Regions from separate parts of the Homo sapiens genome. Here all the other regions are linked to region 1. A link is an interaction called in ENCODE POLR2A ChIA-PET data of the cell type or tissue named here. Cell type or tissue: HepG2. All regions are shown on one strand. Region 1 has its middle 9.2 kb from the start of TRIB3. Region 2 overlaps CSNK2A1 (casein kinase 2 alpha 1). Region 3 overlaps CSNK2A1 (casein kinase 2 alpha 1).

What was found. ChIA-PET counts read pairs that join two places held together with the same protein. Peaks named below come from ENCODE experiments on the same cell type or tissue, not always from the same donor. Only the 100,000 strongest peaks of a DNase experiment are listed, where the experiment ranks them.
Region 2: POLR2A ChIA-PET joins it to region 1 with 14 read pairs; 18 of 35 experiments call an interaction of 5 or more read pairs at or near these places.
Region 3: POLR2A ChIA-PET joins it to region 1 with 17 read pairs; 3 of 35 experiments call an interaction of 5 or more read pairs at or near these places.

What each region holds. Positions count from the first base shown.
Region 1 is chr20:367,551-375,550 of GRCh38, forward strand. No RefSeq gene overlaps it. Among named protein-coding and RNA genes, the nearest start is that of TRIB3, 9.2 kb to the right of the region's middle. In HepG2, no CTCF peak of the experiment used is centred here; DNase peaks (open chromatin) are centred at 2,921, 3,581, 4,481 and 6,111; H3K4me3 peaks cover 804 bases.
Region 2 is chr20:473,095-481,094 of GRCh38, forward strand. CSNK2A1 (casein kinase 2 alpha 1) reads right to left here. Exons shown (of 14, transcript NM_177559.3): 14 at 1-8,000. Among named protein-coding and RNA genes, the nearest start is that of TBC1D20, 15 kb to the left of the region's middle. RefSeq lists a silencer at 3,106-3,310. In HepG2, a CTCF peak has its summit at 6,056 (motif pointing left); DNase peaks (open chromatin) are centred at 3,697, 5,129 and 6,057.
Region 3 is chr20:506,566-514,565 of GRCh38, forward strand. CSNK2A1 (casein kinase 2 alpha 1) reads right to left here. Exons shown (of 14, transcript NM_177559.3): 3 at 1,886-2,095. The coding sequence starts at 1,986. Among named protein-coding and RNA genes, the nearest start is that of CSNK2A1, 33 kb to the right of the region's middle. In HepG2, a CTCF peak has its summit at 4,194 (motif pointing left); DNase peaks (open chromatin) are centred at 1,849, 2,090 and 4,146; H3K4me3 peaks cover 439 bases.

The DNA of each region.
Region 1 (8,000 bases):
CCTACTCCAGGCCAGAGTTTGGGTTCATCCATTTCTTGCCCTCCATGCCCACCCCAGGGTCTGGCATGGGAGTTGGTACCCTATAGGAGTTCTGAACAGACTCAGCTTACGGATGAGGAACAGACGGTGGGTCAGATGCGCGGTAAGGAGGGTCAGGTACACGGCCCATGGGATCGAATAGATTCATGGGTGGGTCTTTAAGACAACCGCCTTCACTCAATCCTAAGCCCTCCCCACAGCTACCACCCTATTTTTTCTCCCCTTTGCAGAAAAGGGCTTTGAGAAAATTGTCTATCCTCGCTGTTTTTAATTAGTCTTCTCTCTCTCTCTCCCTCTGAGACAGGATCTGCTCTCTCACCCAAGCTGGAGTGCAGTGGCGTGATCATGGCTCACTGCAGCCTCAACCTCCTGGGCTCAAACGATCTTCCCACCTCAGCCTCCTGAGTAGCTGGGACTACAGGTGTGCACTACCATGCCTGGCTAATTTTTGTATTTTTTGTAGAGACTGGGTTTTGCCATGTTGCCCAGGCTGGTTTTGAACTCCCAGGCTCAAGTGATCCATCCACCTCAGCCTCCCAAAGTGCTGGGACTGCAGGTGTGAGCCACCACACCTGGCCCTCTTGTCTCTTAAGTCCATTTAATCATGCTTCTACCTGTCACTTCCCTAGTTGAAACTGCTCTTGTCAATTTCAACACATTGCTAAATCCAATGTGTTCAGTTCTCATTCTTCATCTTTTTTTTTTTTTTTTTTTGAGACAGAGTCTTGCTCTGTCACCCAGGCTGGAATACAGTGGCACGATCTTGGCCCACTGCAACCTCTGCCTCCTGGGTTCAAGCGATTCTCCTGCCTCAGCCTCCCGAGTAGTTGGGACTACAGGCACAAGCCACCAAACCCAGCTAATTTTTGTATTTTTAGTTGAGACGGCATTTCACCATGTTGGCCAGGATGGTCTCAATCTCTTGACCTCGTGATCCGCCCACCTTGGCCTCCAAAAGTGCTGGGATTACAGGTGTGAGCCACCGCACCCGGCCCATTCTTCATCTTCTTAACTGATCAACAGTTTGACACAGCTGACCACTCCCTGCTCTTTGATGTACTTCTTTTCACTTGGTGGCCAGGCCTCCACTCTCTGCTGGTTTTCCTCCTTCTCAGGCTCCCTGCTTCTCCCATTCCTGTTGGAGCAGTGAGGACTTGGTCCCTGGAGCTCTCATCCAGTCTCACGTCTATGACTCCCAACACTGTATCCTCAGCCCAGACCTCTCCCCTGAACTCCAGCCCATACATTCAAATACCTACCTGATGTCTCTTTGAGGATGTCAAAAGACATGACAGACTCCACAGAACCAAAGCTGAACCTGGGCTTCCCCCAAACACCTCGCTCCATGTCATTTGATGGCAGTTCCATACCTGTCACCGTTCAGGCCAAGAAACCTTGGAAGCACCTTGACACCTCCTTTTCCCTCAAACTCCACATCTAGACCATCAGCAATCCTGTTGGCTCCACCTTTAAAATATACCCAGAATCCAGTCACAGCTCACCTCTAGCATGGCCACTGCCCTGCTCTGAGCCACTGGAGTTTAAGAGAATTATTGCAACACCTGCTCCCTTGTCTTCCTGTCCTTGCCTCATTCAGTCTATTCCAAGTACAGATCCCTAAATGATTTTATTTTAAAAGTAAGTCAAGGCTGGGCATGGTAGCTCATGCCTGTAATCCTAGCGCTTGAGGAGGCCGAGGAAGGAGGATCACTTGGGTGTAGGAGTTTGAGACCCACCTGGGCAATGTGGCAAAACCCTGTCTGTACTTAAAAAAAAGAAAAAAAATGGCTGGGCATGGTGGCTCACCCTGTAATCTTAGCACTTTGGGAGGCTGAGGCGGGTGAATCACCTGAGGTCAGGAGTTCGAGACCAGCCTGGCCAACATGATGAAACCCCATCTCTACTAAAAATACAAAAATTAGCCGGGCAAGGTGATGCACGCCTGTAGTCCCAGCTACTCAGGAGGCTAAGGAAGAAGAATCACTGGAACCCAGGAGGTGGAGGTTGCAGTGAGCCAAGATCGCGCCACTGCACTCCAGCCTGCATGACAGGAGCGAGACTCCATCTCAAAAAAAAAAAAAAAAAAAAAAAGGTAAGTGAGATCACTTCCCTCCTCTCCTTAAACCCTCCCCTGCCTCCCCATGACTCCTCAGCGTCCTTTCAAAGGCCTCCAAAGCTCCAGATTATCTGAACCCCCTTTACCTCTCTGACCTCATCTCCCACCGCCTCCCTGTCACTGGCTGCACTCCAGCCACATTGACCTTCTCCGATGGCACACCAGTCAGCTAGTCAGCTTCCTTTTGGAGCTTTTGCATGAGCTGTTCCTCTTCCTGAAGAATTTGCCCTTCGGATAGTCTCAGGGCATCCACTGAACACTCCACTCAATACAGCCACTGCCTGCCCACCCAACACTCCTCATCTCTGTACTTACTCTTTTTTTCCCTTGCATTCGTCACCCCCTAACATGTGCTACAATGTACTTATTATGGTAATTATTTCTTGCATGTTTCTTTCTTTTTTTTTTTGAGACAGGGTCTCACTCTGTTGCCCAGTCTGGAGTGCAGCAGCATGATCTCAGCTCACTGAAATCTTGGCCTACCTGGCTCAGGCCATCCTCCCTCCTCTGCCTCCTGAGTAGCTGGGACTACAGGCACTCACCACCATGCCTGGCTAGTTGTTGTACTTTTTTGTAGAGATGAGGTTTCACCATGTTGCCTAAGCTAGTCTAAAACTCCTAGGCTCAAGTGATCCTCCCGCCTCAGCCTCCCGAAGTACTGGGATTGCGGGTGTGAGCCGCTGTGCCTGGCTGCACTTTTCCTTCTAATGGAATGTAAGCGCCACTTTTGTCTGTTATTTTCACTGTAGTATCCCTAGCCTTTGGAATGTTGCCTGGCAAGTAGTAGGTACTCAGTAAATATTTGTTGAAGAAACGGATGATTCTATAAATAGCATGGATTGATATGGGAAAGCTATGTAGGTGGATGGATGGATGCTTGTCGGATGGAGGGTAGATGAAAGAACAGCGAGAAATTCGAATGGCTAGATGGTGGGGATGCATTATAAAATAATAATTCATAGATGGAAAAGGAATGAATAGATGGGTGGAGGGATTTAATCTCTTCAACTACTATTTACTGACCACTTGCCGTGTGCCAGGCACTGTATGAGGTGCTAGAGACACTGGTGAGCCACACAGGCAAGGTGCCTGTCCTAAGGGAGCCTGTAGTTCAGTGGGTGAGGCAGACACTAAACAAATAACAAATACATACATAATTCCAATTATAGTTAAGTGTTCTGGTGGAAAAGAACAGGATGCTCTGGGAGAGAATAATATGGATAAGTGATGGAAAAATGGACAATAAATGGGTAGATGGAGATGGATAGGATCGGGGTTATTTGCCTTAAAGGGCCTGGCTTCAGGACTGGAGCTGCTTTACCTTAAAGGGCCTGTCGGACCACATGTACCATCCCACATCCCAGACCAGCTCTGCACTCAGAGACTGTCCCTCTCTCCCTGCCCTGACTCAGCACCTGCCTGGCCTATCCCCAGTGGTCCTGCCTGACTCTACCTCCAGCTCCCACCCTGCTGAGTCACAGTCAGGCTGGTCAGGGGGCTGTCCCATGTTCAGTCCAGCCCCTCAGCCTTCCTCGACCTGGGGGGGTATGGGGAGCAGCCCAGAGGGGAGGGGAGCAGGTGCCAAGCTCTTGATTCCTGTGCCTGAGCACTGCCCTGTTGAGACCAGAGAGAGAATCTATGGCTAGGGTATCTGGGGCTACAGTTGGGGTTTATCTGGGGCCTGGGGTCACACATGATGGATTAGAGCTAAATCTATCTCCAGGGTTATAACTCAATCAGGAGCTAGAATTCAAATTCAGTTTATGGATCATGTGGGGAAAAAGTGACCAAGACACCGTTCAGTTTGGGACCTGGGTCGGCGTTAGCTGTGGCTACGGCCCAGGGCTTAGTGATCACAGGTCAGACCATGTTCAAGGTTTCAGGCCAGAGTGCAGTTGAAGTGCAAAGTCAGGCAATAGGGTTCACCCTAGGACCACAGTCAAGGATCTGGGTCAGTTAGTGTCCAGGGCACTGGCCTTGTCTCCTCTTCTTTGGGAGAGAAGCCAGGTGGATGAGTTGGATCTAAATGTCCTGAGGAGCAACTTCCAGCTCAAGTTCCTTCACCCAGGCGGCCTAAGCCCTCTCAGCACTGGCCCCAAAGCCTTCCTTCATCCCTCAACTTCCTCCATCACTCCCTGACAGCCTGGCCTTGCTCAGTGTCCCTCGCAAGGCTGAACAGTCCTCATTCTGGCACCTCAGGGGACAGGGTAGGGGTGGGGACTATGGGACAGGGCTCAGTGCTGGACCCAGGAGGGCGCCTTGCGCAAGGTTTTCTGATGCAACTGGCTGAGTGCTTCAGCATTCCACCCCCACCCCCCAAGCTTTTCTCAGAAAGGCAAGGCCTGGGCAGTTATCCAGACTGAACATATAATCCCCTTCCTTCTCTGGCCTTTGATGGCTTCAGGACCTGCAGGCAAAAGGAAGGCAGGAAGGCAGGCAGGAAGGAAGGAAGGTCAGGTGACTCAGCAATGCGTCCAGCACTGGGAGCTGGCAGATCTGGGGCTCCCTCATCCTCCAGCTGAGAGGCGAGAAAGAGAATCAGGATCCCTGGAAGTTTGGAGATCCTAACCCCTTATACATACAAAGCAGCAATTATGTGCCTAAGCCCAGGGAGAGACCTGTAGCTGCCCAAGGTCAGAGGCAAGGTCAGAACCAGACCAGCTGTCTTCAGCCCATGGCTATGATCTAGCTATTTCCACTACACAGAAAGAGAGAACCCTTCACCCTTGAGGAGGACACGGGACTTCCCCAGGAACCTCCCGTCAATCCTGTTGAGGCTCCTGAAATGGTGGAATGACGTGGACTTTGGAACCACGCAGACCTGGGTTTAAATCCCAGGCCAGGCACGGTGGCTCATGACTGTAATCCCAACACTTTGGGAGGCTGAGGCAGGCAGATCACTTGTGGTCAGGAGTTTGAGACCAGCCTGGCCAACATGGTAAAACCCCATCTCTACTAAAAATACAAAAACTAGCCAGGCGTGGTGGCACACGCCTGTAATCCCAGCTACTCAGGAGGCAGAAGCGTGAGAATCGCTTGAACCCGGGAGGCGGAGGTTGCAGTGGGCTGAGATCATGCCACCGCACTCCTAGGTGAGAGTGAGACTCCGTCTCAAAAAGCCACACTGGCTAGCTGTGTAACGCTGGGCAGGTTACTTTCACTCTTTGACACTGGATTTGCTCACTTGCAAAGTGGGCGTAAATGCATCCTTAGCTCACAGGGCTGTGGTGAGGCTGACATGAGGAAGCACTGGAAGGCACAGCTTAGGCTCCACATGGGCCACTCTCAGGAAGTGTGTCCCCACCTCCCCCTTTATCCTCAGCTCTCACTGGGTGTGTTTGCTGGGGAAGGAGGTGCAGCAGCCCTGGGGCCTTGGAAATAATAATAGCCACTCACCCTCCAGTGCTTACCATGTGCTGGGAACTCTCCTAAGCGTGAACTTAACCTGTATTAGCCCATTTAACCCTCCATTTAATCCAATAACAGTTCCCAGGCCAGGCATGGTGGTGCATGCCCATAGTCCCAGCTACTCAGGAAGCTGAGGCGGGAGTATCGCTTGAGCCTGGGAGGTTGAGGCTACAGTGAGTCATGATCACCCTACTGCACTGCAGCCTGGGCAACAGAGTGAGATCTTCTCTCAAAAGAAAAGAAAAGAAAAGAGGGAAGGAAGGAAGGAAGGGAGGGAGGGAAATCCCAATGACAATAAGCAGTTCAATAACCCTACAGGAAAACACTGTCATCAATCCCACTTTATAGATAGGGCTGTGGGTCTGAGTAGCTAAGTGACTTTGTCCAAGACAGTGGACAAGAGACCACACGGATTTTGAGCCAGGCCAGCTGGCTCTGAATCCCACTGTCTCCTCCCTCCTTAAACTAGTGATGTCACTGCTCTGAGCCCTGGTTTCCTCATCTGTCTCCAGGGATAAAAATAGCAGCTTCATGGGGAAGTTTGAGGATGACACAAGATGACGTAAGGGAGGTCCCCACACAGGGCTCCACCCACAGGCATGAGAAGAGCCTTTCTCAGGAAGAATCCCAGGCCGCCCCTGGGGCAACCGCCGGGCTGGCCTTCCTGCCTCTCCTTAGGCCCAGCCTAGCGTGATCTGGATGGTGAGAGATTTCTGCAAAGCCCCCAGGGGCCTCCAGAGAAGGGAGGTGCCCGGTCTCCTAGATAAGGGCTCCCAGAGAGGATCACAGCCCTGGAGTTGCCATTCTTGAATCACCCACTGTCTTCCCCAAGTTGATTGGTCTGAATCCATGTACTTATTTTTTATATTAGTTCCATAATGTCTTCCTTCCAACCAGCTCATCTTTTACTTATTTATTTATTTATTTATTTTATTTATTTTTTTATACAGAGTCTTGCTCTGTCACCCAGGCTGAAGTGCAGTGGTATGATCTCGGCTCACGGCAATCTCTGCCTCCTGGGTTCAAGCGACTCTCATGCCTCAGCCTCCCAAGTAGCTGGGACTACAGGTGCATGCCACCACGTCCAGCTAATTTTTGTATTTTTAGCGGAGATAGGTTTTTGCCATGTTGGCCAGGCTGGTCTCAAACTCCTGACCTCAGGTGATCCACTCACCTCTGCCTCCCAAAGTGCTGGGATTACAAGCATGGACCACTGTGCTTGACCACAACCACCTCATTTTAAAAAACTTATCTAAATTTATTTAACATGGAAATTTTAAATCACTGACCTCAAATAGAAAACTACTATGATTTGCCATAAAGAAGAGGTAAGCATACAATTACATACAAAAAAAGCAGAACCAGGTTATTCCATTCCAGCTAAATCCTGTTTCTTGCTGAAGGCTCCAAGCTGAACTCTGCTGTCTCATTCTTAACAAGAGAGGTGTTAAAAACATAGAAGCTGTGAGGCCGGGCACGGTGGCTCATGCCTGTAATCCCAGCACTTTGGGAGGCCGAGCGAGTGGATCACGAGGTCAGGAGATCGAGACCATCCTGGCTAGCACGGTGAAACCCCGTCTCTACTAAAAACAATAACAACAACAACAACAATCAGCCGGGCGTGGTGGCGGGCGCCTGTAGTCCCAGCTGCTTGGGAGGCTGAGGCAGGAGAATCGCTTGAACCCGGGAGGCAGAGATTGCAGTGAGCTGAGATCATACCACTGCATTTCAGCCTGGGTGACAGAGCAAGAGCAAGACTCCGTCTCAAAAACAAACAAAACAACAACAACAAAAAAAAAAACCATACAAGCTGTTGGCCGGGCGCGGTGGCTCACACCTGTAATCCCAGCACTCTGGGAGGCCAAGGTGGGTGGATCACGTGGTCAGGAGATCAAGACCATCCTGGCCAACATGGTGAAACCCTGTCTCTAGCAAAAATACAAAAATTAGCTGGGTGTGGTGGCACACGCCCATATTCCCAGCTACTGGGGAGGCTGAGGCAGGAGGATGGCGTGAACCCGGGAGGCGGAGCTTGCAGTGAGCTGAGATCACGCCAGTGCACTCTAGCCTGGGTGACAGAGCGAGACTCCGTCTCAAAGAAAAAGAAAAAAAAAAAAAGAAGCTGTTAAATGAGACTTTCTCCCTGAGTCTTTGGAGAAACAGCAAGAAAACTGAAAGGGTTTAAGTGTATCACAATTATGATTCAAAGTTATGTCATACGGTATCTGGAGACCCTAAAACCCTCTGGCACTCAGCCATTGTTGTACATGGTATATTTCAGAAAACACTGACCTCACTGACCTACTCCAACTTTCTCTTCTTATTTTACAGATAAGAAATTTGAAGCCCCCGCAAAGGGAGGTGACTTGTCCACAATCTCACAGGCTCAGTGGCTTCAGCCAGACTTGGAACGCAACCAGAAGTTCTAAGGCATCAT
Region 2 (8,000 bases), 110 kb after region 1:
CAATGACACCTTGGACTGAGGGTGCAGGCTGGCCTGCCAGAGGGATTTTCTCCTTCCATGTGTGCTCCCTGCTCAGCTTTAGGTCCTCCCTTTGTGACCCTCAGAAAGGGTCTTCTTCCCATACTCTTGTCTCTCTCCTGTAACATTTTTACTTCTAACTCAAGGCTTGTCAGCTTACCATTGGCAGGTGGGGGAGGAGGGAATTCTCTGTTCTGATCAAGTCTCAGTCTCTGTCAGGCCCTTTGTGTCTCTGATTTTGGGGTTATGTCCTCCTTAGTGCTCCTGTTCCTCCCCCAGTTCTGGGCCCAGTGTGTATTCCTGCCCCTGCCCAGGGAAAGTTTTGTTTTGTTCCTGTTTCATTCCCCCAGATGCAAGGGAGCTTCATCCAAGGGGGTGACAGGATTTGGTGTCCTTCCCTCCACAGACTAAGGCTTTTGTCCGGTAGGGGATACAGGGAAGGGTCTGGGTGGAGCACTGTGATCCTTTCACAGTAGCTGCCATTGTCTTCTTCCAGATCTTGAGACATTTTATTAAAACTTTCTCCAATCTTCTGTGTGCTCCCAGTGGGGTTCATGGTGAAAAACGCTGAAAAGGGTAAAGACTACTGCAGTCTCCATGACCCAGTCCCTCACCAGTGTCCACTTGTGTTTACCAGGTAACCAGTGCCCATGTCATCTCTTCCATTTTGTGCCTGTCTCTCCTTAGATTTGAAGCCAGTTGATTGTCTTCTGATCTCAGCTCTCCAGAAGACCTTTTCCAGAAGACCTCTCCCTGTGTATCCACTTCTAAACCAGTCACAACTGCCCGAGTCTCACAGCAGCATGGTGGATATCCCGCTGTCCCTCAAACTGGGGCTCTGTCAACAAAGAGGAAGGGAGGAATGACTCCCTTGGGAGGAGACAACAACATTGCAAGTGATCTAGTCTTTGAAAGGCTTTTAAGCAAGGGACTGAGATAAAATTTATTTATTATTTTTAAGAGAGAGGTTCTCACTCTGTCAGCCAGGTCTCACTGAGAGCAATGTGATCATAGCTCACTGCAGCCTCCAACTCCTGGGCTCAACGTATCCTCCCACCCAGCCTCCCCAGTAGCTAGCACTATAGTCACACACCACCACACTAGTTAATGTTTTCATTTTTTGTAGAACAGAGGACTCGCTGTGTTACCCAGGCCTCAAGTGATCATCGGGCCTTGGCCTCCCAAAATGCTGGGGTTATAGATATGAGTCACTGTGCCTGGACTAGAATATTTATTTTTGAAAGATCTTTGGTTGCAGGTGTCAGATGAATCAGGAATTGAGACGAGATGGGAAGGCATCAAGACCAGTTATCTGCTATGATACTCCAAGCAAGAGAGGATGGTGGCTGGGATGAGGAATTTGGCAACGGGAATGGGAGGAAGTGGATGCATTCAAGATAAATATCCATTTATTAAAAGTAGTTGCTTTTTCACCAGAGTAATACATAAATATAGTTTTAAAAGTAAATACTGCTACTATCTTAACAATAATTTAAAAAATCTCAAAATAACATGCAACTGTTTGATTTTTCAGTTTTAGGCATTAGTTCCCCTTATAAATGATGAGAGTTTAGAGCTTAGACCGCTTGTCCTGTTACCAACACCACCACACATGCCAGCATTTCCCATCACTCCTCTTTCCATTGTCATCATACTGTAATCCTGGTTAGACCAGTATTCAGTGTTTCCATTATGACTACGTAAATTCTAATCACAGCTGAACCAGCAGTATGATATTTAGTTTTCCCTCCTTTCATAACTTTTCCCATTCCTGCTGAGTTAATACTTTTTTGGCTTGTCTTACTCTGCTCAGTTTTCATTTTGTAAACTTTTAAACATTTGAACTCTAGCAAATATACTGAGAAGTGCCCCAAACGTAAATGGAGAGTTTAACAAATAATTATAGAGCAAATACAACATTTAGGTACCACCCCAATAAACACAACACCGAGGACCCCCAGAAGCACCCTGTGTATAGTGGAATGTTGTGTTGTTTCTGGCCATGGAGTCTCAAAGACTGATTCTCAATTTTTGTTGCTTGAAAACAAGTAAACAAGTATTCTCAGCCGGGCACGGTGGCTCACGCCTATAATCTCAGCACTTTTGGAGGCCGAGGCAGGCAGATTACTTGATGTCAGGAGTTCCAGACCAGCCTGGCCAACATGGTGAAACCCTGTTGTTTTGTAAAAATACAAAAACTATCTGGGTGTGGTGGCATGTGCCTATAATCCCAACTACTTGGGAGGCTGAGGCAGGAGAATCGCTTGAACCTGGGAGGTGGAGGTTGCAGTGGGCTGAGATCATGCCACCGCACTCCAGCCTGGGTGACAGAGTTAAGACTCTGACTCAAAAAAAAAAAAAAAAAGTTGGTGTAATCCTTTCCACACACACATATATATATACATAGATGTTATATGTGGTTGCCTTCTGTTCCTACTGATATATATGAATAGTATGGCTGATTGCATTATTGGTTTGTTTCTTCATTCCCCTGTAATAAGACTAAACATACACACCCTTTGCCATATAACCTCATAAAGTTTTCCCAACACAGGCTCTATGCTTCCCTACTGCACTGATGTTGGGCTTGGCTATGTGATTTGCTTTCGCCAATGGGATGATGGTGCTTGTGACACAGCAGAGGCTTGAAATGTGCTTGTGTGATTCCATTTGGTCTCTTCTAAGTTTCTGTGATTCATGAGAAGAGCACGCCCTGAGTAGCTGCTGCAACTTCTGCCACATTGGGCAAACCTGAATCCAATTCACATGGAGGTGTCCAGCCCAGCCGACCCACAACCTGAAAAACAGCTGCTTGGGCTGAACTTGATCTAGATCAGCTGAACTACATACAGTTGCCTTAGAAATTTGTGAGACTAAGACTAGACAGAGAACAAAAGCAAAAGAAAGAAAAAATTTGTCTGCAATGACTGGCTAGGAACCTGGACAGATTCCTGGCAACATAGCTGTGCAAAAGCAGCCCCACAAGCAAAATTGAGCCAGGAGACAGGGTTCTGATCCCAGGCATGGGCCTTGGCAGCTGAAACTTGTTAGGCTGGGCCTCTCCCTCGCCAGTTCAGGCAGCCCCTCCTCTGAGGCCTCATGGACCATTCTCTCTTCTCCAAGACTTCAAGATTCCTTCCTAGTGAGTTTTTCTTTTTTACTTTTAGATGGAGTCTGGCTCTGTCACCCAGGCTGGAGTACACTGACGTGATCTCAGCTCACTGTAACCGCCACCTCCCAGGCTCAAGCAATTCTCCTGCCTCAGCCTCCCAAGTAGCTGGGACTGCAGGCACACGTCACCAAGCCCAGCTAATTTTTGTATTTTTTAGTAGAAACAGGGTGTCACCATGTTGTTCAGTCTGGTTTCAAACTCCTGACCTCAGGTGATCCACTCGCCTTGGTCTCCCAAAGTGTTGGATTACAGGCGTGAGCCACCATGCCCGGCACCTAGTGAGTTTTTCTGTTACTTTTTTTTTTGGAGGCGGGGTCTCCCTATGTTGCACAGGCTGGAGTGCAGTGGTGAAATCATGGCTCACTGCAGCCTCAACCTCCTGGGCTCAATTGATTCCTCCATCTCAGCCTCCCAAGTAGCTGGGACTACAGGCATGCACCACCATGCCCAGCTAATCTGTGTATTTTTTGTAGAGAGGGTTTCATCATGTTTCCCAGACCGGCCTTGAATTCCTGAGCTCAAGTGAGTCGCCCGCCTCCACCTCTCAAAGTGCTGAGATTACAGGTGTGAGCCACTGCACCCAGCCTGTTAAATCTTTTTTTCAATTAATAACAACTTCTTTTACAGACAGGGTCTCACTCTGTTGCTCAGTCTGGGGTGCAGTGGCACTATCATAGCTCACTGCAGCCTTGAACCCCTGGGCTCAAGTGATCCTCCTGCCTCAGCCTCCAGAGTAGCTAGCACTACAGGCATGTGCCACCACATCCAGCTAATTTTTAATTTTGGTAGAGACAGGGTCTCCCTATGTTGCCCAGGCTGGTCTCCAACTCGTGGCCTCAAGCAATCCTCCTGCCTCAGCCTCCCAAAGAGCTGAGATTACAGGCATGAGCCACCACGCCCAGCTTCTGTGACTTTAAAAAAATCTTTTTAGACAGGGTCTTGCTCTGTCACTTGGGCTTGAGTACTGTGGCACAATCACACCTCACTGCAGCCTTGACTTCTTGGGCTCAGGCAATTAATTCTCGTCCTTTGGCCTCCCCAGTAGCTAGGACACAGGCGCACACCACCACACTCAGCTAATCTATTTTTTGTAGAGGTGGGTTTTCGCCATGTTGTCCAGGCTGGTCTGGGACTCCCGGCTCCCAAAGTGTTCCAACCACAGGTGTGTGGGCCTTCCGTGGTATCTTAACCTCATCACCCAGAGGCAACAACAGCTAGTATTCTTCTAGTTTTTACCACCCCCACCACCTCAATCCTGCCCCTGTAGCCTTTCCAAGTGCCACAGCATTGTTTCAGTTTCTATCTTAGAAAGCCCGGGAGTCTGTGTCCTATCTCCCTGGGGGCATTCAAACCCTAGTCCATAGCCTGAGGCCCACCTATACCCAGACCCAGTGTCTTGGAAGCACTGACTTTAATACCCACTTAGGCTGGGCGCAGTGGCTCACGCCTGTAATCCCACCACTTTGGGAGGCTTGGGCGGGCGGATCACCTGAGGTCGGGAGTTCGAGACCAGCCTGACCAACATGGAGAAACCCCGTCTCTACTAAAAATACAAAATTAGCTGGGCGTGGTGGTGCATGTAATCCCATGCCTGTCTCAAAAACAAAACAAACAAACAAAACAAAACAAAACAAAAAAACCCCAGTTACATTCAGGATGAATTCTGCCTTCCTTTTTGCCACCTTGGGATTTCCATTTCTTTCTCTGAAATAGGCATTTGCATTTTTCCTAGGATTTTTTTTTTAAAACAGTTGGAATTATCCCATATACACAATTTTTTCACTTTTCTAATTAACATACATTTCCCCATGGGCTTGTGTCTCACCTCTCAATCCCCAGTGTATAGCAAAGACCAGGCTCAGGGGCACTTACAAATGTTTGTTGAAACCAAAGACATCCTATATTACAGAAATGAACTTTGGAAAGACCAGTCAGCGTGGGTGGGTGAGGAATGCCAGAGACGGGAGAACAAAATGAGGTATACCGTCAGGTTTGAAGGGTTGAGGGTTATGGAGGGTTCTTCATAGGAAGTTCACCATGGAGTTCTTGGAACTGTTCAACACACAGAAGCAAGGTCCTCTCCTTCTAGGTATGGCTAGAAATGTTTATCAATAGCTGAGACTCTGATTCCCAGGGTGGGATCAGGAAGCCAGCCCCAGCTGCTGCAGCATTTTTTTCCCTTTTTCTCATTACAGGAGCCAAGAAAACTGTCAAAGCAGATGATGCAAGAGTGAAGCTGACTCAGAAATACTCAATCCCCCCAGGAACTTCTCTAAGAAATGGACTGACCATCCTGTAAGCTTCCATCTGGAGGTACCTGGGGAAGGGCTTCTCACATTGAGGCCAATAAGAATCCCTAGTGGGCCAGGTGTGGTGGCTCATGCCTCTAATCTCAGCACTTTGGGAGGCCAAGGCGGGTAGACTGTTGAGCTCAGGAGTTCAAGACCAGCCTGGGCAACACGGCAAAACTTCATCTCTACCAAAAAAAAAAAAAAAAAAATTAGCCAAGCATGATGGCTCGTGCCTGTAGTCCCTGGAAGGCTGAGTTGGGAGGATCACCTGAGCCTGGGAGGTTGAGGCTGCAGTGAGCTGTGATGGCGCTACTGCACTCTAGCCTGGGTAACAGAGCAAGACCCGTATCAAAAAACAAAACAAACAAAAAACTTCTAGTGAGTAGAGCGACAGGGAGACAAATCCAGTTTGTAATTTGCTACAGTGCAAAATATCTGGCTTTCCATAGAGGGAGTGGGAACAAGGCAATGCTGGCCTTCATTCAATCAGAAACTTGACTTGTACCCGTTGAAAACCTGTCATGTTTAATGCTTGGATATTTTTTCTTCTAGTAAAGACACTTTACTGCCACCTGCTGGAAAAGAGTCAGAAATTTTCCAAATGCAAACATCTATGGCCTCCCTATAATGTAGCATCCTTTTACTGTACATAGTCTGCACAACTGTACAATTTAGAAGAGAAACCAACATTTGGTGTAACTCTACCATATACCAGGCATCTGTCATAGAATCTGAACAACCGCTCTATGAAATCAGTACTTATACCCCAATTTAACAGATAGGAAATATTGGGACCTCTGGGGAAGGGAGGAAGAAGAGGGTATCACCAAAAAAGGGCAAAAAGGGGGCTTGGTCTGTATTGGCAATGGAAATTCAACTTGGGTGGTAGGATTATGGATGTGTTACAGCTTTCTTTATAATTTGGTACATGCCTAAAATGTTTTACAATAACAATTTAAATCACCTGTGAAGAAAAGATTCAGAGAGGTTAACTGATCAAAAAAATCACACTGCCAGACAGAACTCTGTTAGAGGTAGACCACTTGCAGTAACATTACATTGCTTCTCTAATGGTTAAATTTAGCACAGAATCAAAGGAGAGCTATAAAGTCTAGGAAGTACTTATTTACATAGGATTGAGTCCAGAACATCTTGTGACACCATCTACATATGTTTTACTTGGAGAATAGTCTGAATTTCGTATTACACGTTGAGCATTTCTAATTTGAAAATACAAAATCCTCAAAAATCTGAAATTTTTTAAGCATCAACATGATGCCTAAAGTAAATGCTATTTGGAATATTTCAAATTTCAGATTAGGAATATTGAACTGGTATGTATTCCGCAAATATTCCAAAAATCCAAAAAAATTCAAAACACTTCTGGTCCCAACCATTTTGGATAGGGGATATTCAACCTATATTACACACAGGTAATACAGCAGGGGAAAAGCAGGGAGACTGCAGCATCTAAGTCTACTAAATTGGCCAGGATCATTCCTTAGTCTTCAGATACCTATTTATCAGGGTCTCATTAAATAAAGTTACTTGTCATGTTAGTTCAGTCTGGCCTGTGGCTTGTAATTATAGCTGCAAACTCAAGGGCAAAGTTCTTAGGATTTTGAGATGCTCTTTATGCAACAATACTTCCATTTACTTTGTGTGTGTGTGTGTGTGTGTGTGGGTGGGTGGGTGTGTGTGTGTAGGGAGAGAAAGGGGGCAATGGAGTGGAGAGTGGAACTACAATTTATTAAGCACCTATTATTACAAGCCAAGTAGGGTGTTAAATATTTTCCTCGTGCCATTCCATTCAATACTCTTCGATCCTGAGGGAAAACGAACCCACTTAAAAAAAAAAACAAAAGGTTTTAATGAGGATTGCATAAGACATGCAAGGTCACCAGGGAGTTTACATGCAAGTGGGGAGATACAAAATAATACAACAAAAGTTCAGGTGTTCTGAGGAAAAAGAAGGGCAAGGGTAAGTGATGACAGTGGGGGAAGTCGGATTCAGGATAAACCAATTTTAGACTCATTTTTTGAGGAAGGAACTGAGCATGACCTTACCACACAGCCTTTTTAGTTAAGTGTTTCTTTAACTAGGAAAAGGCCCTGGGAAGACAGGCTCTCTACTATGCAAACCCAATTCCAGTCTTGGGAGAGAATTTGCTGGTGGGACAAAATCAGGTTTTTCAAGAGATGCTTAAATGGTCAATTCTAATTATAACCATACTTGTCAAAAGGTGAAGCAAAGATGAAAGTTAAAAACTAAGAAGAAATTAAAATTCCCAAATCTGTCAACCAATCTCTAATTTTCTCTGCTACTTTAGGACTATAGTAATTAGCCATACCCTGAGGATCTACTTTACAAGATATATTCCTCTGACAGTCCCACTCTAACAATTTAATCTATCTTATGTAAGCTGGACAGGCATTTCAAGTACAAGAAACAGAATTCAAAACGTGAAAACGGAGCCATCTATCACACACGGTGTCGGTTGGAGAAGCATATTGCTCAG
Region 3 (8,000 bases), 140 kb after region 1:
ATGACAAACACAGTTCCAATAAGGCCTAAATTCTATCCTACTGGATAGAATCCTCTGGACCTACTAAGTATCCAATATGAACCAAATCAACCACCTCAACCATTCATTTTCCTCAAGTAGCTAAAAAGAAAGTGAATGAAAAGACAAAAGGTACTAAAAACAATGGACAACATAATAATCATGGCAGGTGTAGGGGAAGAATGCTCCTACTTCTGGTTGAGTTCTCTTCCTATGGGAGGGCATACAAAACAAATGCCAGCAAGCAAACAGAACCATGCCAAAAGCCCAAAAGGGCTCTTTAGTGCCATTTAAGCAGAACCAAGTGCAAAGCACTCAATTTGAAGATAGCGGCTGAAATTCCTATAGTAAACACAGTGTCACCTAGAGTCCAAAGCCTGTGACATAAGAGGAGAATTGTTAGATTATCAGTAATAACAACATTTATTGGTACTAAACCACACTGGCATTTAATGGTGTCTTTACAGCATACAGTGCCTCTGTATTCAGAGGCAATGTATTTACTGTTAAGAATCATGGCATACTCAAATTAGCTGGGTAGGGTGGAAGGTGCCTGTAATCCCAGCTACTCGAGAGGCTGAGGTGGGAGAATCACGTGAACCCAGGAGGCGGAGGCTGCAGTGAGCCGAGATCACACCACTGCACTGCAGCCAGGGCAACAGAGCAAGACTCATTTCCACACACACACATACACAAATTCATGGCATACTCAAGATTAAAAATACGCCCTATGACAATTTAGGGAAGCCATCCACTAACCACTTACAGGTTACAGAAATCACATGCAGTCAGATATAAAATACAGCATACAGGAGCTGTAGCTTTAGTTTTCAAATTGCTTTCTTTTGCACTTGAATGTCAAAATGCTTTTATCACAAAAGTATGATCTGAACAATTAAATGTCTACCACATTGGGACAGGAAATGCAAACATCCAAATGAGTCTGCACAGAGAATTAGGAGGGCAAACACAGCTGTTCAGGCAGACTACAACTGTTCAAGATAGAATTTGGGCTGAATTCCATGCTAAGACATGCCTAGTCTCAGGATAAGGGCAAATGTTTAAGAATTTAATTGTTTCTCATCAGAAAGAAGTTACCTCTTTGGAGAACTGTTTCGTCCTCCTGTATTAACACGAAACAACATTCTCTACCTCAAAAATACTTTATATAAGACTTTGGTGTTTTCAAAGTCTCTCAAGTATCACTTCTCACTGATCTGCAATGCCCTTGGCTTGATAAGCAAGCTGATAGGTAACTTTTTGTTGCCAGGTGCCCATACAGAATACCGTCATGCGTTATTTAATGACATTCTGAGAAATGTGTTAAACATCAGAGTGTTTACACAAACCTACATGGTATGGCATATTACATACCTAGGGTATGGCCTACGGCTCCTAGGATACAAATGTGTACCGTAATAAATACTTTAGGCAATTGTAACACAATGGTATTTGTGTATCTAAACGTAGAAAAGGTAATGAATGCACTGTTGATGTTACGATGACATCACTAGGCCACAGACATTTTTCAGCTCTCTTATAATCTTATGGAACCACTGTCCTACATGTGGTCTGTCATTAATTCAAACTTTGTTATGTGGTGCACGACTGCATATACATCATAGAAAAGGATAAGAAACTAAAATGATTTTTAAATGGTAAGCCCATTAAAATTGTTCACTTGCCAAAGCAACTCTGCTTCCTCACTGCAAAACCAAATTTTCAGCTCAAAAGAAAACACAAATTGGGCTTTGATCCTGAGGTATACACATACAGAGTCACGGAGGTTTTCTGACAAAAACTACTCAACAGATCCACAAGATTCAGCCCTTTGAGTGAGTATAATGAAGTCAACAAAAACAATTACCCCCATTCCACCACATGTGACTCGTAATCCCAGTATTCTCGAGGTCTGTGTGTATTAACATCTGTGTAAACTCTGGCCCTGCTTGGCACGGGTCCCGACATGTCAGACAGGTTGGCGGACAAAGCTGGACTTGATGTTTGGAGATCTGGCAGTCACTGTGTTCAGAAGCAGCTGGGGGTAAGACCTTGTTTCAGACCTGTTTTCTTCAAACTGCAGAAACAAAATGCACAAAGTCCAAGGAATCATTTACAGAAGGTATATGGGAAGGAAATAATCTTACAAATAATAATGGCCTGAAATATACCTCTGGCTCTCCTACCTACAGCCAATAAATATAGCTCAACTGTGTTAACCAGTGCTTCCTATAACATGAGAAGAAAAATCCCAAGAAATACAGTAAACTGATATTTGCTTTAATCATATTTTGCCAAATATCCTGTTACCTCTGCAGGCAAAATTTGAATGATTTTTGTAAGACAGCCTGGAAGAGAAAAATGGCATTGAGGATAGATACATCAGCATTACCACTAGTTATATATTCTACAAAAGGTATTGGCAAGAAAAATACTTTCTTTTCAGCAGCTTTCTGTAACTTAAGTAGGGGTGCTAAAAGGTTCTAGAATGGCGGCAAAGCTAAGAGTACAACTTGCCATTCTGACTCATATTTGATGAAACCAGGAAGAGAATAAAGGCTTGTTCTCATACATCAAAGCTCCATGTCATCTTATACCAATCCAAATCTTTTGGGGGAACCTTAAGGTAATAATCAGTAGAACCTTGATCACCATTTGAAAGACACACTTGGTTTCATTAAATTTAAAAACAGAAATCAGTAATATTCTCTTTATATTTAATACAGGAGCTTAAAAACTGGTATAAAACAGTAATACAGATTAGCTGAGCTAATGCAAAATTTGACACCGGGGGAAAATAAGTAAGATGTTAGAAATATGCTATCAAATCAGGTTCCTTTCCAATGATGTCTTCCCTATCTCCTACAGCATGTGCTGATTCCCCTCATTATGCATTTAGATGAAATTGTATTGAGTCTCCAGATTGTGATAACGTGAGAAGGATATAACACGTATGCAAGTCTCCTGGCTGAGACAGCATAACTTCAATTTGTATGTGTGTATGTGTTTTAAGACAGGGTCTTATTCCACTGCCCAGACTGGAATGCAGTGGTGTGATCATGGCTCACTGAAGCCTCAACTTCCTGGACTCCGGTGATTCTTTCACCTCAGCCTCCCAGGTAGCTGAGACTACAGGCACGCACCACCACCCTCAGCTAATTTTCTGTATTTTCAGTAGAGACGGTGTTTCACCATGTTGCCCAGGCTGGTCTTGAACTCCCAGGCTCAAGCAATCCTCCCACCTCAGCCTCCCAAAGTGCTGAGATCACAGATGTGAGCCACCGCACCCAGCCATAACTTCAATTCAATTACCAGGAAACATTCAGAAAAAGAGGAAGTGTCTATTTAAAAAGGGGGAAGGGGTACTATACTTCTAAAACATGTCCACAGCATAAAAGACAAATGGAGGCTAAAGAGACATTGCATAAATGCAATACTCTAGACTGTATCCCATACTGCAGGAGGTGGAGGGGGATGCTATAAAAAACAATATCGACAGAACTGGAATTCAGAGGGTATTAAATTATTGTATCAATGTAAATTTGTGAAGTTGGTACATAATCACAATAGTTAAGAGAATATACCTATTCTTTTTTTTTTTTTTTTGAGATGGAGTTTCGCTCTTGTTGCTCAGGCTGGAGTGCAATGGCGTGATCTTGGCTCACCACAACCTCTGCCGCCTCCCAGGTTCATGTGATTCTCCTGCCTCAGCCTCCCGAGTAGCTGGGATTACAGGCATGCGCCACCATGCCTGGCTAATTTTGTATTTTTAGTAGAGATAGGGTTTCTCTATGTTGGTCAGGCTGGTCTCAAACTCCCGACCTCAGGTGATCCGCCCTCCTCGGCCTCCCAAAGTGCTAGGATTACAGGCGTGAGCCACCTCGCCCAGCCCAAGAATATGTCTATTGTTAAGAAATTTTCCTGAAGTAATTAGAAGTAAACAGCCATGATGCATATAATCTACCCTAAAATGATTCAGGAAAAAAATGTGCCCACACGTTTACATGTGTATATATATAGCACACATGACTGCACACTCACAAATGATAAAACAAGCTGGGTAAAATATTACAATAGGTAAACGTGCGTAAAGGGAATAGAGATGCCCTTTGTACTATTTTTATTTACTTTTTGTTGAAATCTTCTTATTTGAAACAAGGTCTCCCTCTGTAGGCCAGGCTAGAGTACAGTGGTCTGATCACAGCTCACTGCAGCCTTGACCTCCCAGGCTCAATCAATCCTCCCACCTCTGCCTCCCAAGTAGTTGGGACCACAGGCGTGGGCTACCACAGCTGGCTAATTAAATAAATTTTTTTTTTGTAAAGATGGGGTTTCCCTATGTTGCCCAGGCTGGTCTCAAACTCCTGGGTTCAAGTGATGCTCCCACCACAGCCTCCCAAAGTACTGTGATTATAGGAGTGATCCACCATACCCAGCTTGTTGAAACACTTTTTTAAATTGTGGTAAAATATACATAACATAAACTTTATGGCCAGGCACAGTGGCTCACTTTGGGAGGCTTAAGAGGGTGGATCGCTTGAACCCAGGAGTTCGCAACCAGTCTGGGCAACATGGTAAAACCCCATCTCTACTGAAAATACAAAAAATTAGCCAGGTGTGATGGTGTCTGCCTGCAGTCCCAGCTACTTGGGAGGCTGAGGCAGGAGAATCACCAGAGACCAGGAAGTCGAGGCTACAGTGAGCTGTGATTGCACCACTGCACTCCAGCCTGGGTGACAGGAGAGAGACCTCATCTAAAAAAAATAAAAACTGCCATTTTATCCACATTTAAACCTAAAGCTCAGTTGCATTAAGTATATTCACATTCTTGTGCAGTAATCACCAGATCATCCATTTCTACAAATTTTTACCATCCCAAATGAAAACTATGTATCCACTAAACACTAATTTTCCCTCCCCCAACTCTTTGCAACCACTATTCTATTTTCTGCCTGAGCTGGCTATTCTAGGAACCTCATATAAGTGGAATCAGACAATATTTGTCCTTTGTTTTGTTTATTTAATTTAGCATAATGTCTTCAAGGCTGATCCATGTTGTAGCATGTGTTAGAATTCCAATCCTTTTAAAGGCTGAATGATATTGCACTGTGTATATATATACACACACACACACACACACACACACACCACATTTTGCTTATCCATTTATCTGCTGATGGACACTTGAGTTGCTTCCACAGCTTGGCTATTGTAAATAATGCTGCTATGAACATAGGTGTACAAACATCTGTTTGAGACCTCGCTTTCAAATCTTTTATGTATATATCCAGAAGTGGAACTGCTGAACCATGTAGTAATTCTATGTTAATTTTTTGAAGAACCAGCATATTGTTTCAACAAGCTGGGCACGGTGGCTCACTCCTATACAGCAACTGTATCATTTTACACTCCCAGGAACAGTGCAAAGGCTACAACTTCTCTACATCCTTACTAACACTTGTTATTTTCTGTTTTTTGCTTGTTTTTATAGAGACAGGGGTCTTGCTTATGCCCAGGCTGGTCTTGAGCTCCTGGCCTCAAGGGATCCTCCCACCTCGGCCTCCCAAAGTGCTCTCAAAATAGACTGTGCCTGGCCTATTTTTTGGTTTTCTTTTCTTCTTCTTCTTTTTTTTTTTTCAGTAACAGCCCTCCTAATGAGTATGAAGTTGTATCTCATTGACTGTGATTTTAATTTGCATTTCCCTAATGATTAATGATGTTGAGCATCTTTTTACATGCTTATTGGCCATTTGTATATTTGTTTTGGAGAATGTCTATTCAAAGCTGTTGTCCATTTTTTGATTGGGTTGTTTTGTTTGTTGACGATGCATTTGTTAACTATACTGTTTTTTTGTTGCTTACAAGCTGCTCATCTTTCCAAGGTAAGCTGTAACTTAGCTACCACACCCAAAGAGAAGCCAGAAGAGATACCTCCTTATGCCCATGGTGTCGGCAGCTAAAGGCTTTCAGAAGAATAGCAAGACTGGGATGGAGATTAATTCTCTATTCCTTAACCGTGACAAACACAATTAATGACATTCCACTCCAAATATATGAGATCAAAAGATTCACATGCTGACTTATGAATTCTCCCACCCAAAAAACTGCTGTAACTTGCCTCTGTTCAACTCAAACCTTCTGAGGTTCCATAAATGTACTAAATGACCAGAAAACAACAAAGTAATTCAAGTACCAAAAGTCTTTAAAATTATTTCTATTTCTTTGATTTTGTAAAACCTGGGTGACATTAATCTATCTTCACTTAATATCAGTTAAAACTGTAAACGCACACACACACAAACACATCAAACATGCAAAAACCAGATGTTTTCTTGTAATTTTTCTTCTTCCCAAAGAAATAAGGTCATCTATGTTGTAGGATTGGTGACTCTGTGACTACTATGCCTGCCTTGACAGCAATGAAAGACACTAGGAAAACCGTAGAGAAAGGTGTAGGTGTGAATATGGCCAAAATAGTAGAAACAGCAGCATGAACCCAACAGAAATGCTGTCCCCAGAAATTTATTACTTTTAATATACTAAACTTTTAAATTCTCAGCCTCTCCTCTGACAGGAAACAGTATCTTTCTCTACATAACCTTTACAGCCACTTTACTCTTCTGGTTAACATTTTATACGTGTAAGACAGCCTTCGTCTGTGGATCTCAAAGCCCTTTTCCTATGCTTAAAAGTGATCTCTCTGTTGGGCTTTTCCCAGCTTTGGTTCATCACTTATAAAACCTGTCTAACTGTGCTTGCAGACTGAAGGGAAGATGAAGTGAGATGATCTTCCAGAAAGGGCTTAGAAACATGAAATGCATGTAAATTTGTATTAAGTAATTACTATCCCCTAGCTCCTTAGTGAAAGCTAATAAGCAGAAACCTATCTTTACAGGCTGGAACCTTCATTCTTTAAAATACAAAAATTATAGTAGCCGTGGTTAATTCCCGGCCACTGAGGGCTAACTCCCAAGTATACATGACATTACAAAATGAGTCCTCATTTCTCCCTGGAAACCATCTGACATATGGAGAATAGCCAACTCCTATTACTAGTCATGTACATTCTCATCACCCAGTCTTCTTCTGCTGTTTCAAGGCCCTGGCATCCTCTGTGAGGAGTGGGAAAAGACTAATAACTAATGAAACTCTTGAGATTCTCCAGTACTTGTCTGAATGACCCTTGAAGCTTTGGGGCTCATCAACTGGGACCTAATTTATGAACTAGCAGATCTGATTCTCCACTGGGAAGACAACAAGCTAACTATTTTTGCAGTACCCCCAAAGAGGTGCTTCACCTTACTGTCACGCATACCAAATAATCTGCTTATAGTAAGAAAGGTATTCACATGAATTTCAAATGGCTGGCCTTCATTAATTATACGGGAAAATAAAACAGAGGATTCTTCAACTGTGACTCTGTAATCTCAGATAGATAAAAGGGTACTAAGAGATTGGGGGTTAAGGGATGGTGATAAAAAGGGGATGTGAAGCCCAGTGTGGTGGCTCATACCTATAATCCCAGCACTCTGGCAGGATCACTTGAGCCCAGGAGTTTGAGACCACCCTGGGCAACACAGCGAGACCTCCTCTCTACAAATAACATAAAAATGAGCTGGGTGTAGTGGAGTACAACTGTGGTCCCAGGTACTTGGTAGGCTGAGATGGAAGGATCACTTGAGCCTGGGAGGTCAAGGTTGCAGTGAGCCATGATCTCACCACTGCACTCCAACCTGGGTGACAGAGCAAGACCCTGTCTCAAAAACAAACAAACAAACAAACAAAAAACAAAAACAAGAGGGGATGTGAAAAGACAGAAAAGGGAGGTCAAAGACCAAATATTATCATTATTATTTTTTTGAGACAGGAGACAGGGTCTTGCGCTGTCACCCAGGCTGGAGTGCAGTGGTGCAATCTCGCTCGGCTCACTGAAACCTCCACCTCATCTCCTGGGCTTGAGCAATCCTCCCACCTCAGCCTCC